Linked DNA regions of Homo sapiens: region 1 is linked to region 2. Evidence: chromatin loops called from intact Hi-C (ENCODE). Cell type or tissue: CD4-positive, alpha-beta T cell. All regions are shown on one strand. Links, peaks and the distances in the headings refer to the core of each region. The heading gives the core; the rest is flanking DNA. Region 1 overlaps ZHX3 (zinc fingers and homeoboxes 3). Region 2 overlaps LOC100128988 (a long non-coding RNA gene).

Region 1 (8,343 bases), core at 123-8,122, 240 kb before region 2:
TGAGAAGTGTCTGTTCATATCCTTTGCCCACTTGTTGATGGGGTTGTTTTTTTCTTGTAAATTTGTTTGAGTTCTTTGTGGATTCTGGATATTAGCCCTTTGTCAGATGGGTAGATTGCAAAAATTTTCTCCCATTCTGTAGGTTGCCTGTTCACTCTGATGGTAGTTTCTTTTGCTTTGTAGAAGCTCTTCAATTAGATCCCATTTGTCAATTTTGGCTTTTGTTGCCATTGCTTTTGGTGTTTTAGACATGAAGTCCTTGCCCATGCCTATGTCCTGAATGGTATTGCCTAGGTTTTCTTCTAGGGTTTTTATGGTTTTACGTCTAACATTTAAGTCTTTAATCCATCTTGAATTAATTTTTGTATAAGGTGTAAGGAAGGGATCCAGTTTCAGCTTTCTACATATGGCTAGCCCGTTTTCCCAGCACCGTTTATTAAATAGGGAATCCTTCCCCCATTTCTTGTTTTTGTCAGGTTTGTCAAAGATCAGATGGTTGTAGATATGTGGCATTATTTCTGAGGGCTCTGTTCTGTTCCATTGGTCTACATCTCTGTTTTGGTACCAGTACCATGCTGTTTTGGTTACTGTAGCCTTGTAGTATAGTTTGAAGTCAGGTAGCATGATGCCTCCAGCTTTGTTCTTTTGGCTTAGATTGACTTGGCAATGCGGGCTCTTTTTTGGTTCCATATGACCTTTAAAGTAGTTTTTTCCAATTCTGTGAAGAAAGTCATTGGTAGCTTGATGGGGTTGGCATTGAATCTGTAAATTACCTTGGACAGTATGGCCATTATCACGATATTGATTCTTCCTACCCATGAGCATGGAATGTTCTTCCATTTGTTTGTATCCTCTTTTATTTCATTGAGCAGTGGTCTGTAGTTCTCCTTGAAGAGGTCCTTCACATCCCTTGTTAGTTGGATTCCTAGGTATTTTATTCTCTTTGAAGCAATTGTGAATGGGAGTTCACTCATGATTTGGCTCTCTGTTTGTCTGTTATTGGTGTATCGGAATGCTTGTGATTTTTGCACATTGATTTTGTATGCTGAGACTTTGCTGAAGTTGCTTATCAGCTTAAGGAGATTTTGGGCTGAGATGATGGGGTTTTCTAGATATACAATCATGTCATCTGCAAACAGGGACAATTTGACTTCCTCTTTTCCTAATTGAATACCCTTTATTTCCTTCTCCTGCCTGATTGCCCTGGCCAGAACTTCCAACACTATGTTGAATAGGAGTGGTGAGAGAGGGCATTCCTGTCTTGTGCCAGTTTTCAAAGGGAATGCTTCCAGTTTTTGCCATTCAGTATGATATTGGCTGTGGGTTTGTCATAGATAGCTCTTACTATTTTGAGATACGTCCCATCAATACCTAATTTATTGAGAGTTTTTAGCATTAAGGGCTGTTGAATTTTGTCAAAGGCCTTTTCTGCATCTATTGAGATAATCATGTGGTTTTTGTCTTTGGTTCTGTTTATATGATGGATTACATTTATTGATTTGCATATGTTGAACCAGCCTTGCATCCTAGGTATGAAGCCAACTTGGTCATGGTAGATAAGCTTTTTGATGTGCTGCTGGATTCGGTTTGCCAGTATTTTATTGAGGATTTTTGCATCGATGTTCATCAGGGATATTGGTCTAAAATTCTCTTTTTTTATTGTGTCTCTGCCAGGCTTTAGTATCAGGATAATAAAACATGTTTTCTATTCTACCTTTTTCTTGGCCATGTTTTTTAGCTATACACAGCCGGTTTTTTTGTTTGTTTGTTTTGTTGTTGTTGTTTGCCATAGAACCAACATTTTGGCACTACCCCCCACTCCCAGCCATGTGTGCACATACACACACACACACCGAGTTTGCTGCAAGTACAGCATTACAATAATTCAAAATTATAACTGTCTCTCATGGAAAAGAGGCTGCCTGCTGGTTTGGCATGGGGATAAGTGAACTAGCTGAACTATACTCATTTCCTACTAAACAATGTATAGCTGAATGCAAGTGAGAGAGACTTACAAGGACAACCTTGAACTATCTGCCAGTTTGTTCAAAACAAAACCAAAGAAACTTACCAACTCTTGTATTTCATGTCAGCAGTGACAAAGGCTTACTGAGCTCCCCAGTAGGTGCCTGGCCCTGCATGCTGCTTCTAGAATGCCAGCAGGAAGGCCTGGCCGAGCAGCCAGCTGGCTGTGGAGCCCTTATTCTAAGACTATGCTGCCACTTTCTTGTGACACTGGAGTCAAAAGCAAAAAGGGGCTTGCAGCCAGTAACCAAAGGGCTGTATTCAAGCAGTGACCTATTTTTACACTGTAATCGGGTTGGGTTTCCCTTTTTCCCTCGCGAGGCAGTAATCTCAAATTCTTCTGAGTGCTCAAGAAGCCAGTTCCCTGTTACCTTTTTGGCTTAGTTGTTTTTCACTTTGACATAGGTCACTCTTAACTTGAGGACAGGAATATCTGTCCCTTTTCCCTGATTTGAGGGTAGGAGTTGGTTTATGTGTATAAAATGGAGAGATAGGAAAACATGAACCAAGGTAAGGAGGATAGATGGCTTCTGAGGAGGAACAAAACCAGGTGAACTAGATAGACAAAGGTATTTGGGATCATAGGTCCAAGGTTCTGCCCTTTCAAACCCTAATCACACATATGAACTAATTACTTAGCTTAGTCATCAAATTTTGCTTGTGCTTCATATGTGCTGAGTGTCAGAGGCGTAGTAATAAAAAGGTAGAACTCTTGCCTCAGCCCACAGTTTTGTGGGGGAGGAATCTTGTACCCACAATTGCAATGCAGTGCCACCAGTGCAACAGGGAAGTTGGGCCCGAGTGAGGCTGTTAGATGTTGCTGGGGAGGGGGCACCAAGAAGGGTATCAGAGGAATTCCTCCTAAGCTTCTTAGTCAGACCCTTTGCTACTCCAGCCTGTCTCGCTTCCATCAGATCAGTGCCTAGTCTGTACTGCGTTTTTTGTTTGCTTGTTTGTTGCCATTTAGGTCTGTGCTATGTACAATCTGCAAGGGTGAGTTCTTCAGGTGGGATTTTCATGTCTCTTCAAGGAGACCTTTGGGACTGGAGGACAGTGTGCCACATGGCTCCATTCTTCAAAAGGTGACATGTCTTGGGACTTTATGCCTAGGATGATACATATTCCTGTCTTGTCTGCCTGGACAACTTCTTTTCATCCTTTAAGACTTGTTTTTAGCATAAGTCCTGCTCTCACAGGATGTAAGTTCTGTTCTGATGTCCTGATAGTTCTTGTCCGGTCTCTCCATTGCCTTTTTCCTCTGTTCTTGGCATGTAGAGCCTTGAGCTTCAACTCATGCTTCAGCTGATCTATTTACACCCGTATCTATCCATGTTCCCCTACTGCACTGTGAATCTCAGACACAGGGCATATGTTTTATTCACCTAGGACATACCAGTTGCTTAGCAATGGTGAGTCACATGAAGGAAGTATGTGTGTCATGTGAATGAAGTTCCCATCTGGCAACAAGATGGCTAAAGATACTGAGAGGGCTGCAAAAGATTCTTGATTGGGTCTCAAACTTTTTGAGCTCATTGAATGTCTTTTGTACTTAAAAGGATATTAGGAAGGTTTTGCAGCATAAAGCCTAGGAGGATGTAAAAAGTGGCCGGCTGGGATTTGGCAGACAGAGATCAGTAAAGAAGGGTGTATACACCACAACATAGCAGGGAGAATGTCTAAGGGAACACCCCCATTTAGGTGTTGCTTAACTTTTATATGTAATGTACTCCTGAACACAGGGCAAAATTCACATTATCTGGCAGATGTTATCATGTCTCAGCATTGCATGGTCATGTGCCAGCTAGTTGTATCAGAGTCTGAATTCAGCATTCAAAAGGTGATTGGGAAGAATCCAAGTTTGCTATAGGCAGAAGTTGAGGTTGCTTGTGTAACAGGCTTCCTGGTACCTCCTGGTAACAGGGAGAAATGCATCGCAGGTGCTTGATAAAGATGGATGTAGCGATTAAACGAACCCTAAGACCAGCCTTGTGTAAGTTTCTCCTGACTCTGTCATGGTTTGGAGCTTACATTTTGAAAAATACTGATACATATCAAGAATTTTCCAGCCGGGCGTGGTGGCTCATGCCTGTAATCCCAGCACTTTGGGAGGCCGAGGCGGGGGGATCACGAGGTCAGGAGATCGAGACTATCCTGGCTAACACGGTGAAACCCCGTCTCTACTAAAAATACAAAAAATTAGCCGGGCGAGGTGGTGGGCGCCTGTAGTCCCCCGCGGGAGGCTGAGGCAGGAGAATGGCGTGAACCCGGGAGGCGGAGCTTGCAATGAGCCGAGATTGCGCCACTGCACTCCAGCCTGGGCGACAGCGAGACTCCGTCTCAAAAAAAAAAGAAGAATTTTCCTAGATTAGAAGACAGCTATGTACACCAGAGGGTGCTGTGTTTCAATTTTCATATCTCTTTCTTTTCCACTCCTGTGGTTGTATGCTACGTGATTCATTTGAGGACTAGCCAGTTGAGAATTTGCCCTCAACAAAGGACTGTTGAAGACCTGAACACACCCTACCCACTTGCTGCTTTCCCAGCATAACAGATGAGTTCAGACATGGCTACACCACACACTCCCCAGGTCTGCTTTGCTGTATACTAGTTCTTAACCATTGAGTTCTTTGTTTAAAACTAGACCTTTTTTTTTTTTTTATGCTGCAGCGTAAGTCCATTTTCAATATTCTTTCTCTGGTGAAAATGGAGACCATCTGGTCATCATTCTCTGTGTAATAACAATGATTGAAGATGGTTATTAAGTCACCCTTCGGCCTTTTCTCTTGCCTAGGCAAAATTGTCTTCGTTTCTGTGGCCATTACCCATAAATCTCATTTTCCAACCCTTTAATCATCTTGGTGGCTTCCTTTGAAAACAACTTCAAAGGCTGTTTCACTGCCTCTATTTTGGTGGGGTCTGGGCTGTCAGCGTCTAATGGTACGGAATGTGGTTGTTTTAACCATCTAGTTTCCATAGCTAGTTTCCACATCTCCAGGCCAATCACTATCATTAACCATTAGGAGGTGCTTTACCATCTTTTCACTGTGATATACTTTATAAATATTATTGATTAATGTGTTGCTTTGACTGAATACAAATTTTAGCTTGTGAATAATTTTAGCTGTTGGCTGATAGAATTTTACACCCTTGTTTATGGCATTTGAGGTTCTTTTCTAAGCTATTTGATTCTAAGTGAATATGTTATCTCTTATTAGAGGATATGTTAATTTTCCTGCATTTTATTCATTTATTAACTTAACATCTCTGATTGCCTACCATGTGTCAGGCTCTGTACTAAGGATTGAGGACCCAAAGATGAACAAAACATGGGGCCTAATTCAAAGATTTCACAATCTGGAGAGAAAGTCAGCCACATACAAAAAAATTATAAGGTAGAATGTGCTATAAAAAATGATTTAGGTACAGTGGAAGTTTAGAAAGGCTTCACTAAAGATGTCGTATTTGAATTGGGTCTGAGCATGAATTAGTCTTCAGGTGAGGGAGGGGGTTAAAGAAAACTCTAATGAAGGAACTCTAGTATGTGTGAAGGCAAGGAGGCTGGTGTGTTTAGGTTGCAGCAAACCAAGTACAACCAGGCTTGGACTTGAGTGACTGGAAAGACAGGAAGATGCCATGCTGAGAAAAACTGCCCATGCCAAGCTGAGAAATGTTCAGCAGAAACATAAGGTGAGCTGCATATGTCATTTAAAATGTTCTAGGAGCCACATTTTTAAAAAATCAAAATTAACAAGTCAAAAAATAAAAAGCAATGGGGGGAGATTAAATGCATATTACTAAGTGAAAGAAGCCAATCCAAAAAGGCTACATACCTGTATGATTCCAACTATATGACATTCTGAAAAAGGCAAAACTATAGAGACAGTAAATGATCAGTGGTTGCCAGGAGTTAGGGAGGAGGGAGGGATGAACAGGCAGAGCACAGAAGATTTTTAGAGCAGTAGAACTATTTTGTATGATATTATAATATTGTAGATACATATCATTATAAATTTGTCCAAACCCATAGAATGTACACCAAGAGTGAACTCTAATGTAAACTGTGGACTTTGGGTGATAATGATGTGTCAGTGTAGATTGATCAGTTGTAACAAATGTACCATTCTGGTGGGGAATGTTGATAATGGAGTAGGCTATGCATGTGTGGGGCAGTGGGTATATGGGAAATATCTATACCTTCTGGTCAGTTTTGCTGTGAACTTGATCTAAAAAATAGCCTACTAAGAAACACAAGTCAAATTAATTTTAATAATACATTTTATTTAACCCAATTTATCAGAAATACTAATATTTTAACATGTAATTGATATAAAAGTTATTAACTAGATATTTTACTTTTTTTGGTACTGAGTCTTTGAAATCTGGTCTGTATTTTACATTTACAGTACATCTCAATTCACATTAGCCACATTTCAGATACTCAGTACATACATGAGTACCTATGGCTAGTGGCTGCTGTGTTGGACAGGGCAGGTCTTGAAACCTGGACTTGCCTGACTCAGAAGCCTCAATTCTCAGCCACAGTGATATCCTGCTCCCTAAGTACTATAATGATAAACACAAGAGGAGAGGAGCTTTCAGATGATCATCTAATCCCATGACGTTAGCTGTTGCTCTCCACACTGCCCGGTGGCTCCAGTCTGAAGCATCTAGGCAGTGCTGTCCAACAGAAATACAATGAGAGCCAATACGTGATAAGTGTCCTATGGGCCACATTGAAACAGTAAAAAAAAAAAATCTAAGAATATATTTAACCCAATATATGCAAAATATTATTTCAACATCTATTTAATATTAAAAATTGTTAATGAAGGCATATAGACCAATGGAGTAGAATGGAGAGACCAGAAACAAATCCTCACACATAAGGTCAAATGATTTTTTACAAGGATGCCAAGACCTTTCAATGGGAATAGGACAGTCTTTTCAACAAATGGTGCTGAGAAAACTGGCTATCTAATGGAAAATAATAGAGTTGGATCCTTACCTTACACCATATATATAAAAGTTAACTCAAAATGAATCGAAGACCTAAACAAAAGATCTAAAACTATAAAATGCTTAGAAGAAGACAGAGGAGAAAAGCTTCATGACACTTGCAAACCATATATCTAATAAAGGGGTAATATCTAGAACATATAGAGAATTTCTACAACCCAACAAAAACAGCAAAAAACCCCAGACAACCTGATTAAAATGGTCAAAGGACTTGAATAGACATTTATTCAAAGAAGATACACAAATGAATAAGCACATTAAAAATACTCAACGTTAATATAATTAGGCAATACAAATCAAAACCACAGTGAGATACAGCCTCACACCCATTAGGATGGCAACTCTGAAGAAAAAAAAAGAAAATAACAGATATTGCCATGAATGTGGAGAACTCTTGGGAACTCAGTGCACTGTTGGTGGGAATGTAAAATGGTGCAGCTGTTATGGAAAACAGTATGGCAATTCCTCAAGAAATTAAAAATAGAATCACCATGTGATTAAGCAATTCCACTTCTGGGTAGTTACCCAGAAGAGTTGATAGTAGGGACTCAAAGAGATTGTATGTCCATGTTCATAGCAACATTATTCATAATAGGCAAAAGGTAGAAGCAACCCAAGTGTTCATTGATAGATGGATAAAATGTTGTATATACATACAGGGGGATATTATTCAGCCTTTAAAAGGAAGTAAATCCTGACATATAATATGGATGAAACTTGAGGATATTATGCTAAGTTAAATTGATCAGTTATAAAAAGGCAAATACTATATGAGTCCACTTATGTAAAATACCTAGAGTAGCCAAATCTACAGAGACAGAAAGCAGAATGGTAGTTGTCAGGAGTCAGGGGTGGGCAGGAAATGGGAGTTATTGTTTAATGGGTGTAAGGTTTCAGTTTTATAAGGCAAAGAGTTCTGGAGGCAGATGGTGATGATGGTTGTACAACAATGTGACTGTGTTAATACTTAATGCTACTGAACTCTCCACCTAAAAATGATTAAGATGGTAAATTTTATGTTATGTGTATTTTACCACAATTTCTAAAAGTCCCTCTACCAAGAAAAGATGTTAAGTGCTTCCGAGACCATTAACATTTCATGTGGGAAAAGAGAAAAGAGAGATGTGAATAAAGGAAACTAGGAAAAAAATAAGTATGCTTGGAAATCTGGATGTATGGTGCAGTGGACTGAATGTATCTCCTAAAATTCACGTGTTGAAATTTTAATCCCTAATGTGATTGTCTTAGGAGGTGAGGCATTTGGAGGGTAATTAGGTCACTGGGATAGAGCTCTCATGAATG
Region 2 (8,343 bases), core at 325-8,324:
GGTGTGCAGTGTTGTGAACATGGCTCACTGCAGCCTCAATCCCCTGGGCTCAAGCAATCTGGCCACCTCAACCGTTTGAACAGCTGGGGCCACAGGCGTGCACTACCACGCCTGGCTAATTTTCCTTCAATTTTTTTTTTTTTGCAGAGACAAGGTTTCACTAGGTTGGCCAGGTTGGTTTTGAACCCCTGGGTTCAAGTGATCCTCCTGTCTCAGGCTTCTGAAGTGCTGGGATTATAGGCATGAGCCACCATGCCCAGCCTAGCAATATATTCTGAAGATCACTCTACTACAGTATACAAAGATAGCTCTCATTCCATTTTATGGCTTCATAGTATTCCACTGTGTAAATATATCATAATTTATTCACATAATCCCCTGTTGATGGATGTTTGGGTAGTTTCTAGCCCCTTGTTATTACAATGAGTGCTGTAACAAAGAGGCTTGTGTCAGACATTTGCCAGAGTATTTTTGGGATTGACTCATGGAAGTTGTATTGCTAAGTAAATGCATCTGTAATACTGGCTTTTGAGATCCTAGCCCAAGAATGCTTTCTTTTTTATTAGTTATTTTTTAAATAGCAAAATCTATCAAAACTCTTTTCACTGTAAATTGACAATTTATAGCTGTATAAATTTGTGAGGTACAAAGTGATGTTATAATGTATGAATACAATGTGGAAGAATTAAGTCAAGCTAGTTAACACATCCACAGCCTCAATAAGAATACTATCTGTGTGAGCTTTTTTCACACTACCTCTCTGTGCCTCAGTTTCTGATCTGCAAAATGGGGATAATAACAGTATTTACCTCAGGGAGTTGTTGGGAAGACTATATGGGCTAGTTGTTTTAAAGTGTTTAGAATAGACTGGGCATGGTGGCTCATGCCTGTAATCCCAGCACTTTGGGAGGCCAAGGTGGGCGGATCACTTGATGTCAGGAGTTCGAGACCAGCCTGGCCAACATAGTGAGACCCCTGTCTCTATTAAAAATGTAAAAATTAGGGCCAGGCATGGTGGCGCATGCCTGTAATCCCAGCACTTTGGGAGGCTGAGGTAGGCAGATTGTCTGAGCTTGGGAGTTCAAGACCACCTTGGGCAACAGGGTGAAACCTTGTCTCTGCTAAAAAAAATACAAAAAATTAGCTGGACATGGTGGCGGGCACCTGTAGTCCTAGCTACTTGGGAGGCTGAGGCAGGAGAATTGCTTGAACCCAGAAGGCGGAGGTTGCAGTGAGCCAAGATCACACCACCGCACTCCAGCCTGGGCGACAGAGGGAGACCCTGTCTCCAAAAAAAAAAGAAAAAAAAAAGAAAAGAAAAATTAGCCAGGCATAGTGGTGGGTGCCTATAATCCCAGCTACTTGGAAGGCTGAGGCAGGAGAATCACTTGAAGCCAGGAGGTGGAGGTTGCAGTGAGCTGAGATGGTGCCACTGCTCTCCAGCCTGTGCAACAGAGTGAGACTCCATCTCAGTAAATAAATAAATAAATAAATAAATAAATAAATAAATAAAGTGCTTAGAATTTTCCTGGTACATGGAAAATGTTCAATAAATGTTAGCTGCTTTTATTTTTATTAGCAAAGGGATAGAAAGTATGGGAATATGTGGACAGGTGGAACAGTAGAGTTAGATGCTGCTATAAGTTTTTAAGAAGGGATTCTGGAGCTCTTCCTACTGCCCCTGCAGGAAAGGGAAGAATCGAAGAACCCAGAAATGAAGTTTGAAGATTAAATGAATAGGACAAGGACTGATAGTTTAATCCTAGCATAGACAGTGGGCCCTAAGGCTCCAAATGCCCCTCTTCCCAATGCTTGAGTGCTGGCTACACACTCTGACCTGTCTAGAGACTTAGATGCACTCTGGAGGAAGAGAGGGAGGAAGCAGTCACTTGACCACATTTAACCTGAACTTATTTACAGTAAATCTCTGCCATTAGGTTGGATGGGCACTTGGGATAGAAATGAAATTCAGTTATACAAAAATAAGTTACTTTATATATTCATTTTACATGAGCTTATGGCCTATGAAATTCAACTCGTTACAATATAATTATTGACTGATAGCCTGAGGCACAAGAGGAGGGTGTGAAAGAATGGAAGGAGTGGGAGGGAATAAAAGAAATATTGGAAGGCAGCTCTTTGTTCACCTTACACATGGGGCTAGAGCTCTGATGTCCAATATGGTAGCCACTAGCTACATGAGTCCGATGACTACCAAATTGGAAAACCTAGCTATAGAAATTTTCAGCATTGCACTGTTCTATTGGACAGTGCTGGGAATGTTGATTGGCCGTGCATAGTGGGTGGCAGAGTGTAAACCCTGGTGCTGGAGGTCCATCCTGATATCCTCATTTTTGGTTCCCAATAAATGGGCTCAAACTGGTCCTCTGAAGGTCCTGGACAGCTGCTCACATCCACACGGCCATCCAAGTCTGTGTCTCAGGCTTCTGCTCCTTCCTCCTTCCTCTAGGGAGTAGCTGCCTGCAGCTCTAGCTCTTTATCCCCTTTCTTACAACCTGCTCCTCCAAAGTCATGCCCAGACTCATGTCCTGGGTCTCCTTCCCAGGCTCTCAGGAGGCTTCAGTCAAGCTGGTCTATTCGTTCTCTGTCATCTGCCTAGACTGAATTAAGGTAGCTGGCAGGCTCCCTGTAGTTGGAGGCAGACAGGGCACCCCCAGTTAGTTCCTCCTTACTCTCTGCTGGCTCATATTTCCTGTTTTTAATAGCTAGGTCCCTGGGCCTATCAAGGGGTGATACAAGGCCTGTCTCTTCCCTCCCCCACCATGCTTACTTTGAAAAGGGGGAAGTGGAACTGCTCAGTGTTCATGAGCTGGGCTAATAGCACCTTCTGTCATGCAGCCCTCCCAGCCCTGAAACCTCCAGCTCTCAGTCCTACTCAGGTTCCCACACCCACCCCACAAAAAGCCTTGTCTGAGGCTTCCTCCAGAATTGCAAGGTCTGGGGAGCTGGGTGCCACAGACCCAGAGGAAGTTTCCCTGCTCTGTTCTGTTTGTTTCTGTAGAGATGATGTGAACACCTCACTGCTATCCAAGTTTCATTCAATGAATATTTGTTGGTCATCTGGGCCTGACCCTGAGATCACCAGGGTCTACAAGGCAGATGAAAGCCCTGCTCCTTAGACATCTGCCCTAGTCGGGGAGACAGACAACAAAGAAGAAAAATGGGATCCTGGTTGAGGAGTTGGTGGGGGGCAGATTCTAATATTGGAGGTTCTTTTGGGTTGGAGGGAGCTGGGCGTGCTAGGCAGGGACAAGATGGAAAGGAGAAAGGAGGTGTATGCCTGACTGTGAGCTCCATTAAGCCAGGGACTGTGCCCTATTTGCCTTCCATTGATTCCTCAGTGATTCCTTCCATTGATTCCATTGATTCCTCCTCAGAGCGGGAGCTCATGAAGCACTGAATGAATGACCGACCAGTGCTGCTGAGATAGGCGCAAAGCTGGGGGCTTCTGAGCTGGACTTGCCTCTGTGGTCCCCATGGCTGCCCTTGTTGCATGGGGCCTGGACCCCAGCCCCAGCCCAGCCAGCTTTGCTGCCACTTGGATTCATTCTCTGCAGTTTCCAAGTCTTTCCCTGAGCTATGGCCTCCAACCTATCCCAGCTCAGGGCCGGTACGTGTCTAGGCAGCTCTATCCAGCTCTTTCCTCACTTGGCAATTTGTGAAGTGGAGACATCAAGTGGTCAGATCCTGGAACGGCAGCAGTCGAGCTGTGGACACAGAGCAAAGGCTCCCGAGCCCTCCTGCCAGGCAGAGCCCTGATGCAGCGATGATTAGTACTGGATCCACACAGAACCTTATCCTGGCTGAGCCCAGATTCCAGCCATAGAACGAACTCTAATCCTGGTCACAGACTGAGACCTCCAACTCCTAATTAGGGGTCTAAGAGGGGTACTCCTAAACAATTCCCCTAATTTTACATTTGTACTGTAATGAACTGATACAACTTTAAAAACTTTTTTTTGGAAGGTTCACATATATTCAGAATTTTCCATTCTAAACATATCCATGCAACCAATGCTCATTGCTGGCAATCCCAGACACCTTCATCTTCATACTTCCTTCTACTCGCTACCTCCCCAAGGGTAACAACTTCTATATATTTGAAATCATACTGTATATTCTTTTCTTTTTTTTGAGACAGGGTCTCATTCTGTCACCTAGGCTGGAGTGCAGTGGTATGATCTTGGCTCACTGCAACCTCTGCCTCCCAGGTTCAAGTGATTCTCGTGCCTGAGTAGCTGGGACTACATGTGTGCGCCACCACGCCCAGCTAATTTTTTGTATTTTTAGTGGAGACAGGGTTTCCATCATGTTGGCCACGCTGTGTATATTCTTTTCGGTGTCTGGCTTCTTCTGCCCAATGTCATGTTGGTGAAATTCATCCACATTGATATGCGTCCTTGTTGATTGGTTATACTTGGTGTGCACAGTCAGCCCCCCGTATCCATGGATTCTGCATCCATGGATTCAACCAGCCACAGATTAAAAACATTTTTAAAAAAGTTGCATCTATACTGAACATGTAGACTTTTTTCTTGTCATTCTTTTTTTTTTTTTTGAGACGGAGTCTTACTCTTTCACCCAGGCTAGAGTGCAGTAGTGCAATCTTGGGTCACTGCAACATCCACCTCCCAGGTTTGGGTGATTCTTCTGCCTCAGCCTCCCAGTGAGCTGGGATTACAGGCATCTGCCACCATGCCTGGCTAATTTTTGTATTTTTAGTATAGACAGGGTTTCACCATGTTGGCCAGGCTGGTCTTGAACTCCTGACCTCAGGTGACCTGCCTGCCTTGGCCTCCCAAAGTTGCTGGGATTACAGGCATAATCCACCACCCCCAGCCCTTGTCATTCTTTTCTTTTCTTTCTTTCTTTCTTCTTTTTTTTTTTTTTTTTTTGAGACAGAGTCCTGTTCTGTCACCCAGGCTGGAGTGCAGTGGTGCATCTCGGCTCACTGCAAGCTCTGCCTCCCGGGTTCGCCATTCTCCTGCCTCAGCCTCCCGAGTAGCTGGGATTACAGGAGCCCGCCACCACGCCCAGCTAATTTTTTCTATTTTTAGTAGAGACAGGGTTTCACTGTGTTAGCCAGGATGGTCTCGATCTCCTGACCTCGTGATCCGTCCGCCTCGGCCTCCGAAAGTGCTGGCATGAGCCACTGCACCCGGCATGAGCCACTGCACCCGGCCCATTATTTTCTTAAAACACAGTATAACAACTATTTACATAGCATTTACATTGTATTAGGTATTATAAGCAATCTAGAGATGATTTAAAGTTTATGGGAGGATGTGCATAGGTTATATTCAAATACAACACCATTTTATGTAAAAAACTTGAGAATTCCTGAATTTTTGTATCTGTGGGAGTCCCGGAATCAATCCCCCATGGATATTGAGGGATAGCTGTATTTTACTGTGTGAATTTATACTGCAACTTAGTTATCTATTCTATTGTCAATGAGCATTTGGGTACTTCCATTTGAAGGTTATTGTAAGTAGTGCTGCCATGGATTTTGTAGCATATGTCATTTGGTGAACAGAGCTTAGGCATCTCTGTACCTAGAAGTGGAATTGCTGGGTTATGGGTTTTGTATTGATTTAGCTTCATTAGTTGCTAATAAATAGTTTTCCGAAGTAGTTATACCGATTTACATGCCCCACTCAGGGTATGCCAATTCCAGTTGTTCCATACCATTACAGTATTCATTCTAGACTTTTTGTCTTTTCTACTGTAGACTTTCTGGATGATGTGTACTGATGATATCACTCTTGGATGGGCCTGCAATGCAGATGAGCTTATGTGCAGATGTATTGATTTTATTATTAATAAATGGAAGGGATTTTAATGGAACTGGCCCTGCTATCTTATAATTGACACTGAAAAGGGATCCAGCTCAACATTTCTAAAACCCAAATAAAAGATTTTAGTCATTTAAGCAAAAATTTGTAAATCTCTCAAATTCATAAACTCATAAGGGACTCCTTCTATCACTTAACTGCTTATTCTTAGTAACTCTTTTTTTTTTTTTTTTTTTTTGTTGGAGACAGGGTCTCACTCTGTCGCCTAGGCTGGAGCTCAATGGCAGTCTCAGCTCACTGCAGCCTCTGCCTCATGGGCTCAAGTGATTCTCCATCCTCAGCCTCCCGAGTAGCTGGGATTACAGGCATATGCCACCACGCCTGGCTGATTTTTGTATTTTTAGTAGAGATGGGGTTTCACTATGTTGGCCAGGCTGGTCTTGAACTCCTGACCTCAAGCGATCCACCCACCTTAGCCTTCCCAAGTGCTGAGATTTCAGGCATGAGCCACTGTGCCCAGCCAAAAACTCTTATCTGATCAGACATTTTGTTGCACTTAAGCTTGGAAGATTCAATAGGAAGTAATTTTTTTGCTAAATTGGGATTTAGCATTATTTGTTTTATATCTATGTGTATATATATATATATATATATATATATACATGAGTAATATACAAGAGTATACTAGTGTACTACTCTTGTAGCATATGTCCATTGGTGAACATAGGTAGGCATTTCTGTGCCTAGAAGTGTGTATATACCTACACATACATTTATATTATATTCACACACACACACACACACACACACACACACAGAGTATTAATTGAAGAGAGTTATAAGACACAGCTTTAGGAAACTAGTTGCTGAATTTTGTCTTGATCTTGCTGAGCACAGTGTTTGTTTATTTGGCCCAAAGAAGCAATGGCCCAGGGACCATTTTGGGGAGCTGCCTTCTAGATCTGCAGAAAGTATAAAATGGTTCCAAGCAAAGAAACACTGGAGTTCCCGGGGTTCCAGATCCACCTTCCACATCAGAGTCCCAATTCCCACTTTACCTGACTTGTTGGCACTGTGTCTGGGCTCCGAGGCATGGAGACCATGCAGGATGGATGAGGCAGAAATGACCAGGAGACTCTCCAGCTGCCAGTGTGCAGAAGCCTCCACAACTGGCAACCAATCAAGTATCATACTTGTAAAACAATTCTTTTTTTTTCTGAGACAGAGTTTCACCCTTGTTGCCGAGGCTGGAGTGCAGTGGTCTGATCTCGGCTCACTGCAACCTCCACCTTCCGATTTCAAGCAATTCTCCTGCCTCAGCCTCACAAGTAGCTGGGATTACAGGCGCCTGCCACCATGCCTGGCTAATTTTTGTATTTTTAGTAGAGACGGGGTTTCACCATGTTGGCCAGGCTGGTTTCGAACTCTTGACCTTGTAATCCACCTGCCTCAGCCTCCTGAAGTGCTGGGATTACAGGTGTGAGCCACCGCACCTGGCCAAAACAATTATTTTAGCTAAAAGTCATACATTTTCTCTTATTTAAATGACAGGCTGATTTTTGTCTCTGCTTACAGGAAACACATACCTTGGAAGTGGTCAACCTTCATAGTCTGAAGGAGGAAGTGGTCAAATACCAAGATCAGAACCTGGTCTATTAATCACTAGGCAGGAGTGTGTAGAGGAAGACAGACTGGGGAATGGAGACCCTGCTAGGGACCACATCAAACCCAGGTTACAATCAAACATTGGTACCTGAAAGCTGTTCTGTCTCCACCTGGAGACTTTTCACTTCTTTGCTCTGGACAGGCTTGGCTGATCCCAGCATTTAACAACATTTAACTGCATTTAACTCTCAAAGGCAATCTTGTCACCCTCATTTCTATTTCATCTCAAGGACTAACAATTTCAAGAGTAAAAAGTAAAAAATAGGGGGATGAAGAAACAGGGACAAAGGGGAAATGGGAGAAGAAAGCTAAGAGCAATCAAGGGAGAGGTTAGTGCAAGCAATGCAGTTTATAGACTCCTAGGTAGTTGGAAACCATGGGCCACAAATCTGACTCTGAGCTTCCTAGCAGCCATTGTGAAAAGGGAAATGTAATCCATCACATGATTCATAAAGCTTGTCAGGTAAAAAGCAGAACAGTTTCCCCCCAGAGAAAATGCCTATTCCTATTATTAAGATTTGGAAGAAATTTCTTCTGGGGCACACAGAGAGACACAGTGCCAGCAAGTCAGTTAAAGTGGGAATTGGGGCTCTGATGTGGAAGGTGGATCTGGAACCCCGGGAAGTCCAGTGTTTCTTTGCTTGGAACCATTTTATACTTTCTGCAGATCTAGAAGGCAGCTCCCCAAAATGGTCCCTGGGCCATTGCTTCTTTGGGCCATCTCAGGAGGTAAAGAAATGGCCTTTTGAATCACAAGTGAGCAAGGAGGTAAGAAGTCTTTCGTGGCCTGGGTTACTCCCAGCAGGTGAAGCTGGATACTGGCTGCTGTCTTTTACCCTGGACCCCGGATGGGCAACACAGG

Evidence for each region. Peaks named below come from ENCODE experiments on the same cell type or tissue, not always from the same donor. Only the 100,000 strongest peaks of a DNase experiment are listed, where the experiment ranks them.
Region 1: a loop joins it to region 2, with 4 times the contacts of the local background. A loop is called at or near these places in 2 of 110 quality-filtered maps.

The regions. Positions count from the first base shown.
Region 1 is chr20:41,228,631-41,236,973 of GRCh38, reverse strand. All of the region lies in intron 2 of ZHX3 (zinc fingers and homeoboxes 3), which reads left to right. Among named protein-coding and RNA genes, the nearest start is that of MIR6871, 64 kb to the right of the region's middle. In CD4-positive, alpha-beta T cell, for the core only: CTCF peaks have their summits at 4,214 and 4,417 (motif pointing right); a DNase peak (open chromatin) is centred at 4,443.
Region 2 is chr20:40,986,063-40,994,405 of GRCh38, reverse strand. The region is part of intron 1 of LOC100128988 (a long non-coding RNA gene); the gene reads right to left. Among named protein-coding and RNA genes, the nearest start is that of TOP1, 39 kb to the left of the region's middle. RefSeq lists enhancers at 3,262-3,311, 3,332-3,491, 3,552-3,641. In CD4-positive, alpha-beta T cell, for the core only: CTCF peaks have their summits at 3,450 and 3,678; DNase peaks (open chromatin) are centred at 2,775 and 3,695.